Linked DNA regions of Mus musculus: regions 1 and 3 are each linked to region 2. A link is a loop called in an ENCODE intact Hi-C map of the cell type or tissue named here. Cell type or tissue: left cerebral cortex. All regions are shown on one strand. Links, peaks and the distances in the headings refer to the core of each region. The heading gives the core; the rest is flanking DNA. Region 1 overlaps Tmem117 (transmembrane protein 117). Region 2 overlaps Tmem117 (transmembrane protein 117). Region 3 overlaps Tmem117 (transmembrane protein 117).

Region 1 (5,800 bases), core at 327-5,326, 71 kb before region 2:
TTGCTATCTCTAGCTTCATCAGCTTCTTTTCATACAGTCTAGGCCTATCAGCTTAGGAGTGGTACTACCCACAGTGGGCTGGCCCCACCCATAATCATTAATCAAGAAAATGCTCTCACAGACTGTGCTCAAGCCAATCTGTGTGAGGCAGAGACATGTGCTCAAGCCAATCTGTGTGAGGCAGAGACATGTGCTCGGGCCAATCTGATGGAGGCAATTCCTCAATCAAGGCTCCTTGTTCCCAGGTGACTCTGGTTTAAGTCAATTTGATGAAATCTTTGTCAGCTGACTGACATATAAGACCTGATTTGGAATAGTTGGTTAGGCAATTGTAAATCTTTTAATCATCTAAAAAAAAAAAAGAGGTAAAACAAAATATTTATTTTAGAAGAAGTGCTGTGTGAAGTGAAAACTGCCACATGTTCAATAGTGCAATCCTGAACCATGAGATCTGTGCTTTCTTCCCTCTCAAAACTAAATGCTATTTTTAATAATCAAATCATGTCTGCTTGAAACTTCATGTCTACTCACATTCAGGGCTATGAATTGGTGTATTTGAATCTTAACCGAACATGGAAATGCCCTCCAGACACTCATCAACAGAAGAGAAATCTACATTCTAGGAGTTTTGACTCTTTTCTGTGAAGCACATCTTAGGTCCATTCTTCTCCTACCTTTAATGATGACCAAAACGCAAGGGTTCTTAGCAGACAATGCACTAACTGGACACGTGTGTTTTACACAGATTCACCTTCTAACTCTCCCCAGATACCGTCACCTTCCTTATGTACCTAACTCTATGTTCATTCAAGACCAAGTTTTGCTGCCTAAATATCTTGAATGTGTGGCCTTCTGTTGGAGCATGATTGATTTTAATATCGTTTTAGAAGTCAAGAACTCAAATTCAAATGCTTGCCCTACACCTCACAAGCTCTTGGGAACTGAGGAACTTTGCCTAAATTTCTCAAATTTGGTGTTTGTTTGTTTGTTTGTTTTTTGCACCGGAAACTGGTAAGTTTATTCAAAGTTCATCTGAGATCAAACCAAGGGCAATGTCAGGGGTGATGTAACACAGTCAGGGGAGAGTGGGAGAGACTGGTACACACTCTTCAGAGGTACGGCAGTCTCCCGGAAAGGAATAGTACTGTTGAACAAGGTAACAGATTTGAGTGCACTGGCCACTATAATTACAACCTCATCTTTTCCTACACATGAGAAATACTACCTATTACTTCACAGTTGATTATCAACTTGGATTATATAAACTATTGATGGAATACAGAAAAATTCAAATATTTTCCCAGACCTATACATTTGTTTGATTGAGCATTATTTGTATTATAATTTAACAAATCACACCTAAATCTGTTTATGGGAGTAACACAGTATTATGACAGATGCATACAATATATCATTGTTACTTTTACTCACCATGTTGTGCAATAAAACTCAAAGAATTCTGACTTATACTTTGTACTCTTTGACCAAAAGGTAAAGATTATATAATTATTATTCAAAGTGTAACAATATATAAATGCCATTTACAACAAAAAGACCAATTGGAGTAATTATACTATAATTGGAAGAAAACTAGACTTCAGTGGTTAAAGTATTTGTCACCATCACTTATAGTTATGTTTGTACCCTAGCAAGTTAATTAGCCTCAGAAAACAGAGTTGACTTTTATATATTTAAAATGGATATAACATCCTGAAGCTCTCCAATCCAGGATATCAAAAGCTGGGAGACTAGCACACCACACATAATAAAGTTTAAATGAGAGGTTCCCCCATATGCTCAGAGGTGTGAACACTTGATGCCTAGTTGGGGACTTGGGGGGGGGAGGTTCATCAATGCTGGAGGAAGTAAGTCACTGGTGTGGGTATTGAAGGTTCAAAGCCCCATGCCATCCCCAGTTCCATCTTTCTGCTTGATGCTTGCAGTCCACGATGTGAGCCCTTGATACCATGACTTCATTCCACCATCATCTATTCCAACCCTCGGGAACCATAAGCCCACGGAAACCGTTTCTTCTATTAGTTGCCTCAGCCATAGTGTTTTATCATAGCAATAGAAAAGTAAATAATACTGAAAGCAAAGAACACTACTAAATGGGAACAGTCCAGGGGATGACTGCATTGGCGCTAAACTTGAGGAATTACAGGATATGCACTGTGAACAATTCCAGGAGCAGAGGACTCCAAGGAAACTGAGTGGCAGAAAGGTTTCTAGGCTTTCAGGAGCTTGCTTCCAGCGCTGCACCACATTGTCAAGGGGAAAATTGTTACTTAAGATTTTCCTTCGTGCTTTTAGAAGGTACAGGGATGACCATGCTAATTTGGGGGTTCTCTGCAGCACTCTGGTCTTCACAAGCCATCTTTTAGAACATCTATTCTACAGAGCCCAGCTGTACTGCAGACCACTGGAAGAGCAGGAAGGAAAATGAATGGCTGCAGCTGCTCCCAGTCATCCTGTTATGGGCATGGGCGTGAGGGAGTCTAAGAAGCAGCTGAGAAGTTGGCATCTCAGGACACAGTCTCACTGATAGACGAGGCCGAAATCATTGTTCTATACGTTTTTCTTCTGTCACTGCACTACTTAAGGTCACTACATTATAGCTTCTTTCACCTAGTAAAAAATTACTCTTATGTCCAAAGCAGGGACCCAAAATGGCACTGTTGCTCGTGTCCTCAACAGGAGGACCCTGCCAGGTAAAAAGAAGCCTAAACTTGGCACTCCTCAGGAATCTCATAAAGTGGATTTCTATTTACAAGGAAAGCCTTAACTGCCCTCCACTGGTCTATCTGGGCAAAGGCATCCAGTTCTAGTTCCCACACAGCATGTTTTTATGCCCTAAAAATACTTCCTCCTCAACCATCATATAAAACCTGCCTGCTTTCCCGCTGAGCTGCTGTCCTCTACTCTGACACAGTCCCCCAGTTTGTTCTTCCAATAAACTTTTTTTTCTACACAGAGTAATCTAATTCAGTGGTTTCACTGTGCCCTCATTTATAATTACCACCCCCTCCAAAAAAATACAGTTTTAAAAGACTGTACAGCTATCAAGAAAGAGTCAGACATTCATGGCAAAAGCGTTGGAATCAGCCCAGAGGGTTTTTATAAAAAGTACTGACACTTAATACGTTAAGGATTTAATGCAAAAGGCAGACAAAAAAAGTAGTGATGTAAGAAGAAAGAGAGACATTCTTAACTAAAAACTGTGACAAGGAGAAGGAAGAAGATGAGAATAGAAGAAAAGAAGAGGAAGAAGAAGAGAAAGAAGAAGGAGGAGGAGGAGACTACAATGACAAGGATGTCCATGATGTTTGAATGCTCCTTAGTAATGGACACACTTGAGAAAAATCTCAGTTAAGAATATGGCAATAGCCAGGCAGTGGTGGTGCACGCCTTTAATCCCAGCACTTGGGAGGCAGAGGTAGGCAGATTTCTGAGTTCAAGACCAGCCTGGTCTACAGCGTGAATTCCAGGACAACTAGGGCTATACAGAGAAACCCTGTCTCGACAAAACAAACAAACAAAAAAAGAATATGTCAATGGAAACTTCCAATTTTGAAAAGAAAAGGTGGTTGAAAGAAAGAGAAACAAAGTTTCTAAGACTGTAGAAACAGTGTTAGCACATCTCTGATGGCAGAAAAGAGCAGAAGAAATGCCAGGATCAACAGTGCCAGACACCACACAACAGGCGCAGAATCGCAGCAGAAACTCACCAGGTAATGCCAATGCCACACCTAGAAAACTTTCCCTAAATATAAAGAAAATAAAGAAGTCTTGAGAGAAGCCTGAAGAAAGAAAAATACTCAGGATGAATAAAGAAAGAAACCAGACTAGAAAGAATGAAATAAGGCCTGGGGAGACAGCTCAGTTCCAAGTTGAAATGGTCAAGTATTTACTGTATAAGCATGAGGCCCTGAGCATTTCTTTAGAACTAACTTAAAAATAAATAAATAAATAAAGCTGGGCTCGGTGGTACACACTTGTAATCAACCCAGCACTGGGGAGGCAGAGCCAGGTGAATCCCTGGACTCACTGAACTTCCTCCTAGGCCAGTGTGAAACATCTCAAACAGAAACAGGATGATGGCATCTGTGGAATGATACTGGAGGCTATCCTCTGGCCTCCATGTGCATGTATGTACACCCATTCATATATGTACTCTCACACACATAGATGAACACTCATGTGCCCACAACAGAAATACACATACACATAAAAAGTAGATGTGTGGAAAGCCACATGTGCCGTTGCAGGGTGGTGCTGGCTACCGCTGGCCACCACGCATACATAGGCAGTAAAGTTTTTTTTTGCCAAGATGAGGTTTTGAGAGTTAACCAATCAGATGAGAGACAAGTTAACCAATCAGATGAGAGAGAAGTTAACCAATCAGATGTGAGGCATGCAAATGAGGTGGTAAACATAACCCATGCATAACCAATCCGGGTGTGAGACACACCTCTCCTAGGCCTATATAAGCAGCACCAGCTCTGGGCTTGGGGTGTCTTCGCCTCTGCAATCAAGCTCTCCCAATAAACATGTGCAGAACGATCCTGTTGCAGCATCGTTCTTGCTGGCGAGCCAGGGCGCACACAAGATAGATGGAATGATCCATTTAAAGTATTGAGAGGGAAAAAAAAAAGACAACAACATCAATTCAGAATTTTGTACCTTGACAAGAGGGGAAACACATGAGGAAAGGAGAAATAGTACTAATGGGGAAGGGAGTGTGAAGTGAAAGTTTCTGGTTGGGCCATGCAGACTCACATGGTGAGGCCGACTTATATGGTGTTTTGATGGGGCAAGACCAATGGGAAAACACAAGATGTTTGGAGAGAGTACAAATAGGACTCAAAGGATGATGATGGTGTGATTGCATAGCGAGCTTTGCAACACTTGGTCTCAAGTCTTAGCTGATCATGACTTCAATGAGAGAGGCATAGCAGAGAACTTCTCCTGGTATCTAGACAGATTCTGGCCGCTCCCGCTGACTCATGCAGACTCTGCTGAGGCTTAGCTGTTTCTACTGGATCATGCCAACACCACTGCTGATTCATGTTTGCTCTCCTGACACTACTGAACTAGACTGCTGGTAGCCTGACAAATGGAGACTGGAACCATTTCAAAGAACTACTTCTAAACATGTTCACACACCCTTGTCCTATGCATCATCTTTTCTCCCCTACCTTTGGAAGGTAGGCTGGAAGGGAACCTTTATTAAAAGTAGGTTTTGAAAAATCTAAGCCTACAGGGCTGGGTAGGGCTTAAATGACCTAATAAACAAGATGAGTTAGTAACTCACAAAGCAAATGCTCTCTAGGTGCTCAGCAAATGTTTAAGAAAAAAAATGTGTGGTGCTCAGAACATCTCTTAAGAACATAAAGGGTACAGGAACAAAGAAATGTAAAAGAAGATGGAGAGCTGAGGGTAGAAAGGAATCCAAAACTCCTATCTGGATTGCTATTACAAGTAATAGAGTAACTACCTGCTTGATATCACAATATTGGCAGCTCCTAGGCAGCTGTTAAGCAGCCTGTTGAGACCGGTGTGAGGAACTGTCATGTGGACACTGGTAGCTTCATATTTTGAATGAACACAGTTCCTGCCTTACTTTGAGTCATTCAAGGTATCAAATTCATTCTTGTTAATTTACACTATGAAAGCTCTACTTCTGGCTTCACTGGGTCATGGTGAGAATGTGCTAAGGGCACTAGATCATGTCTTTGACTAACATGAGAATTAGTGAAAATACAGAGGCAGAATTAAATCCATGATATCTTCTACAGCA
Region 2 (5,800 bases), core at 585-5,584:
GCATGACAGCAGCATCGGAGAATGCGCAGACACTGTAATTGGCTGCACACCCTTTGCTGTTGACCAGGAAGATAAAAATGGAGATCAGTGTGTTATCTCCTCTGAACAGAGGAAAAAAAATCAAAGTCGTATTAATGATCTTTGATTCTTTCATGAAAAAAAATCAACAGCCTCCCTACGCTGAAGACAAGTAAAACATCCTGCCAGTCAAGGGGCGGCCGTGCCCAGGACTGTTGTCATCCAGCTGCCCTTGAACTTAAGAAAGAAGAAACTCAGAAACACAAGTTCAAATGCGCATCTACTGAGAAGATTAAGGGAATTGTGCAAAATTCTGGGGATTGTCATTAAAAATAATATTTGGATTCAACTCATAGCATGCGTGCGACATTTTCAAATCACGCCTCAGCCCCCAGCTTCAGTTACTTCATCTAGTAGCCAAGGGAGTTGGCTTTACAGCTATATGATACATTATGAATGGACTAAGAATAATCTGCAGAGATAGTCAGAGGCTCAGCTCTAGAGCAGACACATTACATGGGACACCACTAAACTACACTCATGTGTACAGTCATTCTCTTCTTGTTCTACCCTCAAACTGTTGAGTTACTTTATTGCTTTATAATAAATCTCTGAAACTTTCCACCATGAAAAAAAAAAACCTACCTTTACTTATTCTTTATGGCTGTTAGGGATCCAACTCAGGTCCTCCTCACACACACCAGGCAATCCAGCACACCACAGCTGAGCTACATACACCACTCCTTCATCAGACATATGTAAAACATATGCATTGTGAGGGACCATTTTGTTTTTGCTGGACACACTTCTATAAACCGTTATGTTGCTTCTAGTTAGCATTCAAAGTAATGGTATGAATGTGGCATCCTCATAATGCATTATTGGTTGACTCTCCTTCCTCATCCCCCATCTCGTTTGTCCTCTCTCTCCTCCCGGGAGTTCTATTCTGCTTTCAAGTCACCTGTGTTCTATTGCCCTCTACAGTTGCCTCCCAACTTTCTTAAGAACACTTTGTCCTCCACTCAGTTCTCTTTCTGCCTACTTGGCCTAGTCCCACATGTGGCATCACACACTAATACATAAATAATAATAATAATAATAAAACAACATATAGCCGGGCGTGGTGGCACACGCCTTTAATCCCAGCACTCGGGAGGCAGAGGCAGGCGGATTTCTGAGTTCGAGGCCAGCCTGGTCTACAAAGTGAGCTCCAGGACAGCCAGGGCTATACAGAGAAACCCTGTCTTGAAAAAACAAAAACAAAACAAAAAAACAAAAAAAAAACAAAACAAAAAAACCCAACATATACATAGCTAGATTGTCAACAGATGACAAGCATTCGCTTTGAATATAAAAGCTCTCAGAGTGTGGGGCATTTGTTTTGGTCCTAATGCTGGAGGGAACGACGCACACGCCTGCATCTTTGCATTTGAACATGCTCATTTGTGCTGCTTATGTGTCCCGCTGACAGGTCAACTGACTGCAGACTTAGAACATCATCCTTGACCACTATTTAGCTACCAACAAATGTCAGTGATGTCTCCTCACACGATGCAGTAAAGAGGAAGGCTCTCTCCTGCAAGGTCCCAACAAAATGCGACATCAGAATCCAGCCATGAGAAATTAGCAGATACACCAAAATGGAGGAACTTTGATAATATTATCTACTGACCTATATCTCTTTTGTCAATGTTATAAAAATCCAAAGAGTCACTCAATGTCCCCAAAGACTGAAGAACTGTGATGACCAAATACATCGTGTAACCCTTGGTGGCATTTCAACTTGAAGGCAGTAAAAATGATGGCCATGGAAGTTGTTAAAACTTTGGGGTAAACTATAAATTAAGATTACATCTATATTGGGCCTTGGCTCTTGTTTATGAACAATTACACTTAAAAAAAAAATAATACATGGAGGAATGAAGGCTATACACATAAAGACGATACATATGTACAAAGAGAAATGACCATATAAATGCATTAAAAATTACTGGGCTGGAGAGATGGCTCAGTGGTTAAGAGCACTGACTGCTCTTCCAGAGGTCCTGGGTTCAATTCCCAGCAACTACATGGTGGCTCACAACCATCTGTAATGGGATCTGATGCCCTCTTCTGGGGTGTCTGAAGACAGCTACAGTGGATCACATAAATAAGTTAATTAATTTATAAATTAATTAATTAATACTAACTATGGCTACTGGTTCTTTTGTACTTTCTGCTTTTAAAACTCCCTCCTATATGTTTTCAATTAGATCAAATCAAGTGTTAAGAGAATGCTTGACTATGTAACTGCCAGTCAGAAATGTGGCATATGGGGTGTCCTGTAAAGTTCCAGGTAGACCCAGTACATATTTTCCTGGCTATAACACAGAAACTATTCAGGAAGCCAGTAAAATGAGTAACGTGCATGTGTGATTTGTGACGCTATAAAAATTTTAGCATGGCAGTTAAATAAAAATCCTGGAAGTTGGTGGGAAGGTTTCAGTGGAAATCGCAGATGTATAGGACCATCTTCTGAGGCTATGATGTAGCAACCAACGGATCACCCACTAGGAAGGAGAAACACATGGTATGGTACTGTGGTGTTCATGCCTGTGCACTCTCAAGCTACACAGTTCAAGTTCCTGTGGAAGGCAGAGAATAAATGGCCACGGGACAGGGGAACAGAAAGCGTAGCCTAGAAACAGTGAATGTGGTTACTTTGTTTCCATACGCGGGCTTCAGACACCACAACGGATACCCTGCTGAAACATAACACCAGCAAAGAACATGCCAAGACTGCAAAATTAAGCTTCTCACAGACCCGGTTAGTGATAACCCATATAATATCAGGGTCATCTGCAACAACCACAAAGCTGTCAGCATGATGAGCCGTGCACGGGATGAAAAAAGATCACTGACCCGTGCTAATTTGTATCGACTATCAAAGACTAGCCACACAGAGCCATCTCTGATGGGGAAGGATGGTGACCTGGGTCATGTGAAATTTCCTGCAGATGCTTCCACGGAAGGGTGGAGGAGGGAAGGGGTGGAAGAGGGGAGAGGTGGAGGAGGGGAGGGGTGGAGGAGGGGGAGGGGTGGAGGAGGGGGAGGAGCCTGTCTTCTCCCTAGAGCAGAATGCCACAAACTGTCACAAATTGTAGCTGTGTAATGAACCTAAATTAGGAGTTCTCACACATAGGCAACCGACAGAGGATCTGAAATGCCATCTGTTATATTTAAACCTCAGAAGTCTTCTCTGGAGAAGTTTCCTTTTCTCAAGGAATAAAGTTCTTTAATACAAGTTCGGTAGAATAAAAAATGAGATGTCTCAAGAGGTCGCCAGCAATTTTTTTTTTTTTTGCCCCAAACCTGTCCAAACTCAAAAACTATCTCAGCATTTCATTACTGGATCTTCCTGAACTTTGCCAAAGTCCTTTTAGTGTCTGTATAGCAAGAGAAGGAAATTGTTGTCCAGAGACCTACTGAGGCAGGGGTCCGTCCCTCAGAAGAGGACTAAGAAGGACTTGTAGTTGAGAAGGGAGGAATCAGTGGGGGTTACCTGACTAGGTAAAGGCATTAGGGAGCAACATGCAAAGCTGTGGGGCCACAGAGATCAAAGGACAGAAGGTCTTCTTGTCACTTATAGCTAGTGTTTTCCTGACAAATGGGGACTTGTTGCAATATGCAAGCCATGTAAGCAGTCTTTAAACAGCAAGCCATAGGCTTACTTGGGATAGACTCAAAGCAATTTGTGTATGTGAGAGCTTGAGTTTGGTACTAGCCATCCATAGCTGCTTTGAAGAGGAGAACAGGATGCAGCCAGGTTATGCTAATACCAAGGCCACCACAGCACACCAACACTTGTCAAAACTGAACACTCAGCTACCACCCAGACCCAGATCCCCTGCTCTGGACTGGTCCACCTCAATATCTACCCCATTTATGAGCTGCAGGATCTTCATGACACAGGGCAACAACAGGATATCCCAGAAAAATCTCAGTGAGGATCCAGTGTTAATAGCGTAGCAGAAGCCAGAGGCCTCAAACCAGACCACTGACCCATTGCAGTGAACACTTGCAAATAAAGTTGTTTAGAAAAAAAGGTGTAGTGTATGATAAACTGACCTACCATGGCTTCCACAGTGACTTTTTTTTTTTCTTGTTCTGGGAGGTTATAAGTGTGGAGAGTAGATATGGAAGGGTGAATGATGTAAAATTCACAAAGAATCAATAAAAATTATATAAGAAAAAATGAACAGCGTGTGTCAGGATAAGGAGATACTCAGTGCCCAAGAGCACTGACTGTTCTTCCAAAATATTTGTTCCCAGCGCCCACATCATAGCTCGCAGCCACCCATAGCTCCAGTTCCAGCACTCCGATGAAGGCCTCCTCCTGACCTCCGAGGGTACCAGGCATGTATGTATTATTCACATGTAACATTCAGGCAAAACACTCATACACACAAAAAGAAACAAATTAATCATTTAAAGTACACATCACTTGATCTGTAAAATTAAAAAAAAATAAAACAGAAAAATACAGAGTCCTCCACTTGTTTGGAATCTCAACCAGCGGACTGACAATCTGCACCCTGATATCAGAGCTCGGCAGACAGGGCTGAGTGCCTATCCTCTGTATGGTTATTCCCCTCTTACTCGGCTAGCACTAAGCACCCTGAGTTACTTGCTGAATACACTGGAACAGTCTGAAGATCAACCCCAGCTTTTGTCATTTCTTCTTCATATTATAGCTTCCGTTCTGTCTGGAGCATTTTCCCTGAGTGGAGCAGAGATTGTAGCCGAATCCCTACTGCTAGTTAATTTTAGCAGACTGTTGATTCTCAAAATTACCCATGAATACCCTGACTATTAGCAACCCAAGAATTGTCAGAGAATAGCTGAAGTTTTTTGTTAATACGCTCTCGGCTTAAATTCAAATGATCTCCCCCAGCCTTAATATATACCCAAGGGGTTAAACATATTTGCTCATTTGCTTAAAATGTTAGGCTCTGTCAGTTTATTGGTGGAAGTGAATAATTCCGGGCTGGTAGTGCCAGATCCAGCCAACGGTAATCCAGGGGCAAGAGTCTTAGCCTGGAAATGGCTTCTGTGTTCTAACGCATGCGCTAAGCTTCCACTTTCTAACTCGTAGCTGGCCTCTGAGCATGAGAGGAAAACATACAGAGGGATACTATGAGGCTTACCACCTCTGAGCGAAGCTAGAATCTTGATTCAGATAAGATTGGGCTGCAAATAATATAGAAGACATAAAACAGCTACGGACGGATGACTCGTGGCAAGGATATCTGAACGACGCTGCTGACAGAGCCCAGTCACATTCAATGCACCAAGTTCTTTCTTCAATCAAAGACGACATAGGTCCTATCACTGCATTTGACACACCACCCCCGGCTTCTTTAATCTGTTTGTTCTGTTTTTTTTTTTTATTTATTTTTAAATTACTGGAAATTTCTAAGGATTTGCCATTACTCGCTAAAACCATTGCCTTGTTCTGTGTGGTCCTAGGAGGAAGGATGCGTGTTGATTGTTTTCACAGACCCTAACTAGCATGTTGTGTGTCTGGAGCTGCGTTTGGACGGGAGAAGCTTTCTCCCATGGTGCGGCTTGAGTAAGGGAAACAACAGAGACATTTCAGGGGACGAAACACTATGTTCATGGAAGCTTTATTGAAGTGTATCTAGAGCTCCCAAGAGCCAGAATCCCATCCGCTGACAACTAAGGGAGCTTTCTATGTGGCATGGATGACATCCCTTGCATAGCTTATGTTATATGACTATTG
Region 3 (5,800 bases), core at 251-5,250, 59 kb before region 2:
AGATAAGCCTAGCTAGCAATTTCTCAGGAGACTCGCAAAGGCATCATAATACAGAAAGAAGCTGGCATCCAGCCTTCCAGACTCAAAACCTTGACATTGAAGGCAGTCTGAGAATAGACCACCGTTTAGGGATGGAGTCACGGGAGAGAACAGAAGGTACTGGTTCATATTCAACAGGGACATATAAACATCACAAGCACCAAACCCCTCTTATTGAGTCGGCTGGAGTATTCTGTCCCAATAAGCAAACACATAAGGGGGTATCCAAGTTATCAAATTGTAATCAGAAGCTAGTCTGGCTAACACAGACTCAGAAAACAAGGCAGTATGTAGATGGTTCAATTCTTAAATAACCATAAAAAACATACCAGCTGCTTCCATCTTTAAAACCCAGATGTTCTGGGCAGTGGAGAATGGTACACCTGCCACCTACCTCTCTGTGTACAACGTGTTCAGTCCTATCTCACAATGACTTGCCTCTATGATAATGCCTCTGAGAAATAAAGGAGACTGTCTTACAACCACTTTATTCAGTGTGTGGCACAGGAAGAAGACATTTTAAATGTATTTCTGAGCTGGGAGAATTCAGTTCATCTTTTTCTACATTTGCAAAGCTGGCCAATGCATATCCTTTCCTTAACCAACTTCGCATTCCACCCGATCACTATAGAATCTGCTGACCCCTGGGCCACATTATATAAAACCTGACTTTACCCTCTACTCTAACTTATTAATGAAGCTGGTCTCTTAGGATGCTCGTCTTATATTCTCTGTCACAGAATTCATCATGGATACACATCTGAACTGGCCCAGGCACCAGCAGTGAGCACGCCAAGTCCAAATTATTTTATTTCCAATCTGGGTACTGGCATGAATCTAGAAGCTATCATGTGGTCCTAAAAATTAATTCCTAAACTGGAATAAATGGCAACTTTGAATAACTGGCCACTCTTCCTCCTCTTGGATGTTTTTGTTCTTACCATTCCTCCTTTAAGTCTCAGGAAGGGCCGCCATTTTCTTCCCTTTCTGTTCTGATATACGCTCACAATCCAGCTGCCATTCCACTGAACTACAGGCAAATATATCTCCCGAATTTCTAATTTCTGTTCCAGAGGACATATCAAGTTTACTTTTTAAATTTGTGTGATTTTTATTATTTTAATTGCACATTATTTATTGGGTACTATCATAATCCAAGACACGTATATAATCATAATGTCAAACTTAGCTATCATTGTTAATCCAAGATACGTATATAATTGTAATGTTAAAATTAGGGTTGTTGAAAAAAATTTTTGTAAAAATTAGGGTTGTTGTAATTTCCATGTCCTTAAACTTGTTTTAAGCTTCAGCCAGTATGTAATAATCATGCATATTTATAAGGTATACTATAGTATATTAATACAAGGATATAATCATGCATATTTATGGGGTACACTGCAGCATATTAACACAAGAACATAATGTATACTGATTAAATCAGAGCAGTTAACTTAGACAGCTTCCTATTGTTACTTCAGGTTTGTACCATCCATGCTCCTTTCTTTTTATTATTCTTAAACTATCTAAGTCACTGCGACACCTACTGCTCTGTAGGAATTACTGCTTCTTTCTAACAGACGGCCTGTCCCTGGATACAAATCCTTCTCACCATGAACATTGTGCACGCCGAATTCTCAGTCCTATTTACTAAGAGTTTGCCTGTTTCTCATTTTTTTCTACTTTGCTTTATTCATTAATAATGGATGAGTTTTGAGAAATATTGGCATGCATAACTATAGAATAGGTTTTCATAATATTGATGGAATTCCTGTTACAGCTTCCTAATCGGAATAGGATAGATGAAATGTATTGGACATGAAGAAGAAGATTAAAGTGGATTTTCTTATTGATTGATTCTGCTCTCTTTTTCTTTTTTCAGCCAACTTTGCTTGATCCTCATGGTAGAGATGTCAAGAATAATTTTTGTAGTATTCTTTAATGCATCTTTTCATCATTCCTCCTGGAAATCAGCCAAAATAAAAACCTAGCTATCATTGCTACTAATAAATGCAGGATCTTGGTTACAATGTCAAAACATTTCCAGAGGACCAACTTTGAACCCCCACTACATCCCACTCATTTCTGTCCAATTACCAAATGCATGCCATCCTCGCCGTGGCGCACATTTTTAATCTTTGACACTGAAGTGCTTCCCGCCGAGATCAGAACTGGGCAGACACCCATGACTTACTATGATTTATATTCTGTCACGGGAGCTAACGCACAGCCGACGGTTCAAAGTCCTCTTCCCTTCCATCAGCTCTTTAGTGGAACCAGGCATGGGCACAATATTAATTTCAACGTTAACTTACTCTAATTGAATGGCGATGCTTTATTATAGTCGTGCAGAAGCCACCATAGATCACAAGGGACACAGCTAGTGTGGGTCCCTCCATGCCTTGCTTTACATTTGCCTCAGTTTTCATCATGGAGCATTGTGAGCACTGCTGTTAGCATATAATATACTGTCAGTAAACTATCATTCACTCACTCACCCCTATAGCCCACAATGTCCCTACATCATGCACAGTGATAGGCAAACCCATCCGTGCCTCTTTTGAGGATTCTCATGCTATAGAAACCCATAGCTAAATGAATTTCGAATGGTCCTCTGGCCAGCACGCTTTGGCCACAGTTTTGGCTCACTGTTCCTTACAAAGCTGTCTCTTAGCAGTATCCAAAAGAAATGACATTGCTTAACAGATATGAGATGCTATTTAATGGGGAAAAATGATGATTTTTGATGGGTTTGGTCGATTTATGATTTCATTGAGGAGAAGCCCCCTGTGGCTATATAGAGGAATTACATATTAACTTCTGTGTCTGGTTTTTTTGTTTGTTTGTTTTTGTTTTGTTTTGTTTTTAGCACTGTGAGCATACTTAGTCTAAAACATGGCTGTGTTTTGTACCAATATTCTTCTCATCCTTGAGAAGGGTCCAGAATACAGTTTCATGTCTGTAGTCATTGTGAGAATTTATTTTTAGAAAAATATGCACAAAATACCTGAAAACACTTCGTTAAGCTAAAACTAATATATCATTATAACAATAATATTGAATTGGGAATGAGGAAAGCAGCAATAACTAAAAACAACAAGTATGAGAAATTGAATACAAAATTTTGTTGGAAGAATGTGGGAAATGCTAGTGCCACAAGGAAGGACCAAAGCAGTAGAAGGTAGGCATGTCCAAGCAGTAGAAGGTAGGCGTGTCCAAGCAATAGAAGGTAGGCATGTCCAAGCAGTAGAAGGTAGGCGTGTCCAAGCAATAGAAGGTAGGCGTGTCCAAGCAGTAGAAGGTAGGCGTGTCCAAGCAGTAGAAGGTAGGCGTGTCCAAGTTCCCACGCTGGGCCAGGGTTCTCAGTCCAGAAGCTTCCTGCCTGTTTCCCTTTTTAAAAACCACTTGCTTGCCCTCTCTCTCTAGTCCCATCTCAGCTTAATTTCTAGTTATTCTTCTGACTGCAGCGTAAACGTCCAAGGAAGATTTCTATCCTAAACCTTCTCCCAAATTAGGTCAGGTCAATTCCTCTCATTACAGACTTTCAAAGCAGTTTCTCCTCCTCCTCGCAGAGCTAAGAGGTAATTTGGTTGTACTCTGTGACCTATGTGCAGAGGGTTACTTCTGTCTTGATGGTCCACTCTGGCACAAAATTGCAGTTCGATAGCTATTAAATGGAGAATGAAAACCTAGTACTCAATCTTTAGCCTCTCCGTGGCGACCACGGAAGCTTTTCCATCAGCCTGGGCTCTCCCTTTAAAGAGAGGTCTTGTTGTTTATAGTGTTGCTGCTTCTGATAGATTTCAGTAGTTTTGACTTTGTGAGCTGGCTTCAGCAACAGTTCTTGCATTGGTGGCGTCACTCCTAGGCGTGAAGCAGGAAATGCCTCAGCTCCGATGCCTTGGGATGTGCCTTTAATAGATGGCCATGATGGTAATGCCGTCTACACGCGGCAGCATTGATGCTCACCTAGGCCATCTGTATGCTTACTCACATCACTTAGCAAAGCCCTTTGGCATTTGGATCCCCGCGGGGAGCTTATCTCTTGGCATCGCATTTGATAGCAACACTCTGTCAGTGTATGGGACTGAAGAATACACTTTCAGAAATTCTACGACCTTCGTTGACGTGAAGAGTATAGAACGCCATAAATTCCTCTTCCAAGTTAAGCATTTCATCCCACACAATGGTAAGAGCATGACTTGTTTTTATATTTATCACTGTGTTGTTTCACTCTAAAGAGAAATACTTACACGTATCAGACTCTTCACTGGGATCAATGTAACTATTCATCGCTACAATGTATCATCATTCAAACCTCAGAAGGCCGCATCTGAATTGAGCATCTTCCAGTGTCACTTGGGAGAGCTATACCCTTCCATTAGTCCTACACATCTCCCAGGCTGCAATGAATCTTCTCCAGCACCGCCTGGGACGCTGGAAGATGTGAGTGTACTATATGGACACTATGGACAGCTAACATACCCAAATCGATAGCAACTGATGACTAGACTAGACTTACCAGATTTTTTTTTCCAAGATGACAGAAAAATACACTAGAAACAGGCAATTTGCAATTGTTTCTATTTCTATACTCTAGTCTCTCCTGAATAAATATGACGTATATGTCCTTTCCAAAGCCTTGATCTTTGCAAAGGACACAGAGCTGATTGTGTTCAGCCCTCTGTTGTTCCAGGTGACTTTGCAATGTTGAGGGGAGAAATAACTCCATCTCTGACCTTAATATCAATCAGTGGACAGTGTCAGACTTGACATTTTATTGTCCCTTCTTAGAGGCATGCTGTAAATAGAAACATTATTGTTATAAATTGTTCTTTGAGTTTTGACACTGAACAAATTACACTGTGTACTCGATTTTATTAAATGGTAAAACCCAGCAGATTTTCTATCAAGAGGCCAAGGAGTGATACTTTGTTCTAAGAAATTGAGTGCTGTGTGAGCAGGCTAAGCAAGAGACCTCACATAACCATTCTGACGGCAGATAAGTCATGAGATCATTTTCCTATCATACGCTTTATGGTATGTGTCCTAATCTGTTTTAATATAAAGATTACTGCAGGGCAGTAAGCACCATATCTCAGCTTGACCCAATGCAAGCACCCAGCTAAAAATAAAGTAACTAAGCATCAAAACAAAAATTAATACGCAGGCAAGAGAGCAATGGATATGAAGTCATATTGAGGATTTCTGATTGGTTTGTCTGCTTGCTTGCTTGCTTTCTGGAATTTCTTTTGCAGGGGATGGAGAATGTTGTCTTTCAAATGTATTTGAGTCAATCACAGACAGCTAAGTATCCCAACACATGCTGTTTGATATACTGAAATTAAGGTGTGCAGAATAAACATAATAATATAAATTATTACAGGGCTAAAGAGATGGCTCAGTGGCTAGGGAGACTTACTGCTCTTTCAGAAGACTCAAGTTTGCTTCCCAGCACTTTTAGTGGTCAGCACACACTCTAACATACAGTTATGCACATGTGCATATCCCTACAGAGATTCATACACGAAACTTAATAACTACAAGTCTTTACAAATTATCATACTATTTAAACACACACACTTTGATTGGAACGTGGCTGCTTTTGTTCTAAGAGAGTGAAACTGAGTCAGAGTAACAGGGACCAATATCCATCCAGCCAACTATGTATTGTTTATTTTCTTTACAGAAAACATGTGATCGCTGCATTGTCAAAGACCAGAGCAGTAAGATTACTAGGCAATAGTTTAGTAAAGAGAGG

Evidence for each region. Hi-C counts contacts between places; a loop is a spot of excess contacts. Peaks named below come from ENCODE experiments on the same cell type or tissue, not always from the same donor. Only the 100,000 strongest peaks of a DNase experiment are listed, where the experiment ranks them.
Region 1: a loop joins it to region 2, with 2.4 times the contacts of the local background. A loop is called at or near these places in 4 of 42 quality-filtered maps.
Region 3: it touches region 2 in a loop (2.2-fold over the local background); 4 of 42 quality-filtered maps call a loop at or near these places.

Annotation. Positions count from the first base shown.
Region 1 is chr15:94,844,690-94,850,489 of GRCm38, reverse strand. The region is part of intron 3 of Tmem117 (transmembrane protein 117); the gene reads right to left. Among named protein-coding and RNA genes, the nearest start is that of Gm31007, 48 kb to the left of the region's middle. In left cerebral cortex, for the core only: a CTCF peak has its summit at 2,796 (motif pointing left); a DNase peak (open chromatin) is centred at 2,804.
Region 2 is chr15:94,773,707-94,779,506 of GRCm38, reverse strand. The region is part of intron 3 of Tmem117 (transmembrane protein 117); the gene reads right to left. Among named protein-coding and RNA genes, the nearest start is that of Gm25546, 95 kb to the right of the region's middle. In left cerebral cortex, for the core only: no CTCF peak of the experiment used is centred there; DNase peaks (open chromatin) are centred at 2,595, 2,707 and 3,195; H3K27ac peaks cover 1,193 bases.
Region 3 is chr15:94,832,836-94,838,635 of GRCm38, reverse strand. The region is part of intron 3 of Tmem117 (transmembrane protein 117); the gene reads right to left. Among named protein-coding and RNA genes, the nearest start is that of Gm31007, 59 kb to the left of the region's middle. In left cerebral cortex, for the core only: a CTCF peak has its summit at 2,808; no DNase peak of the experiment used is centred there.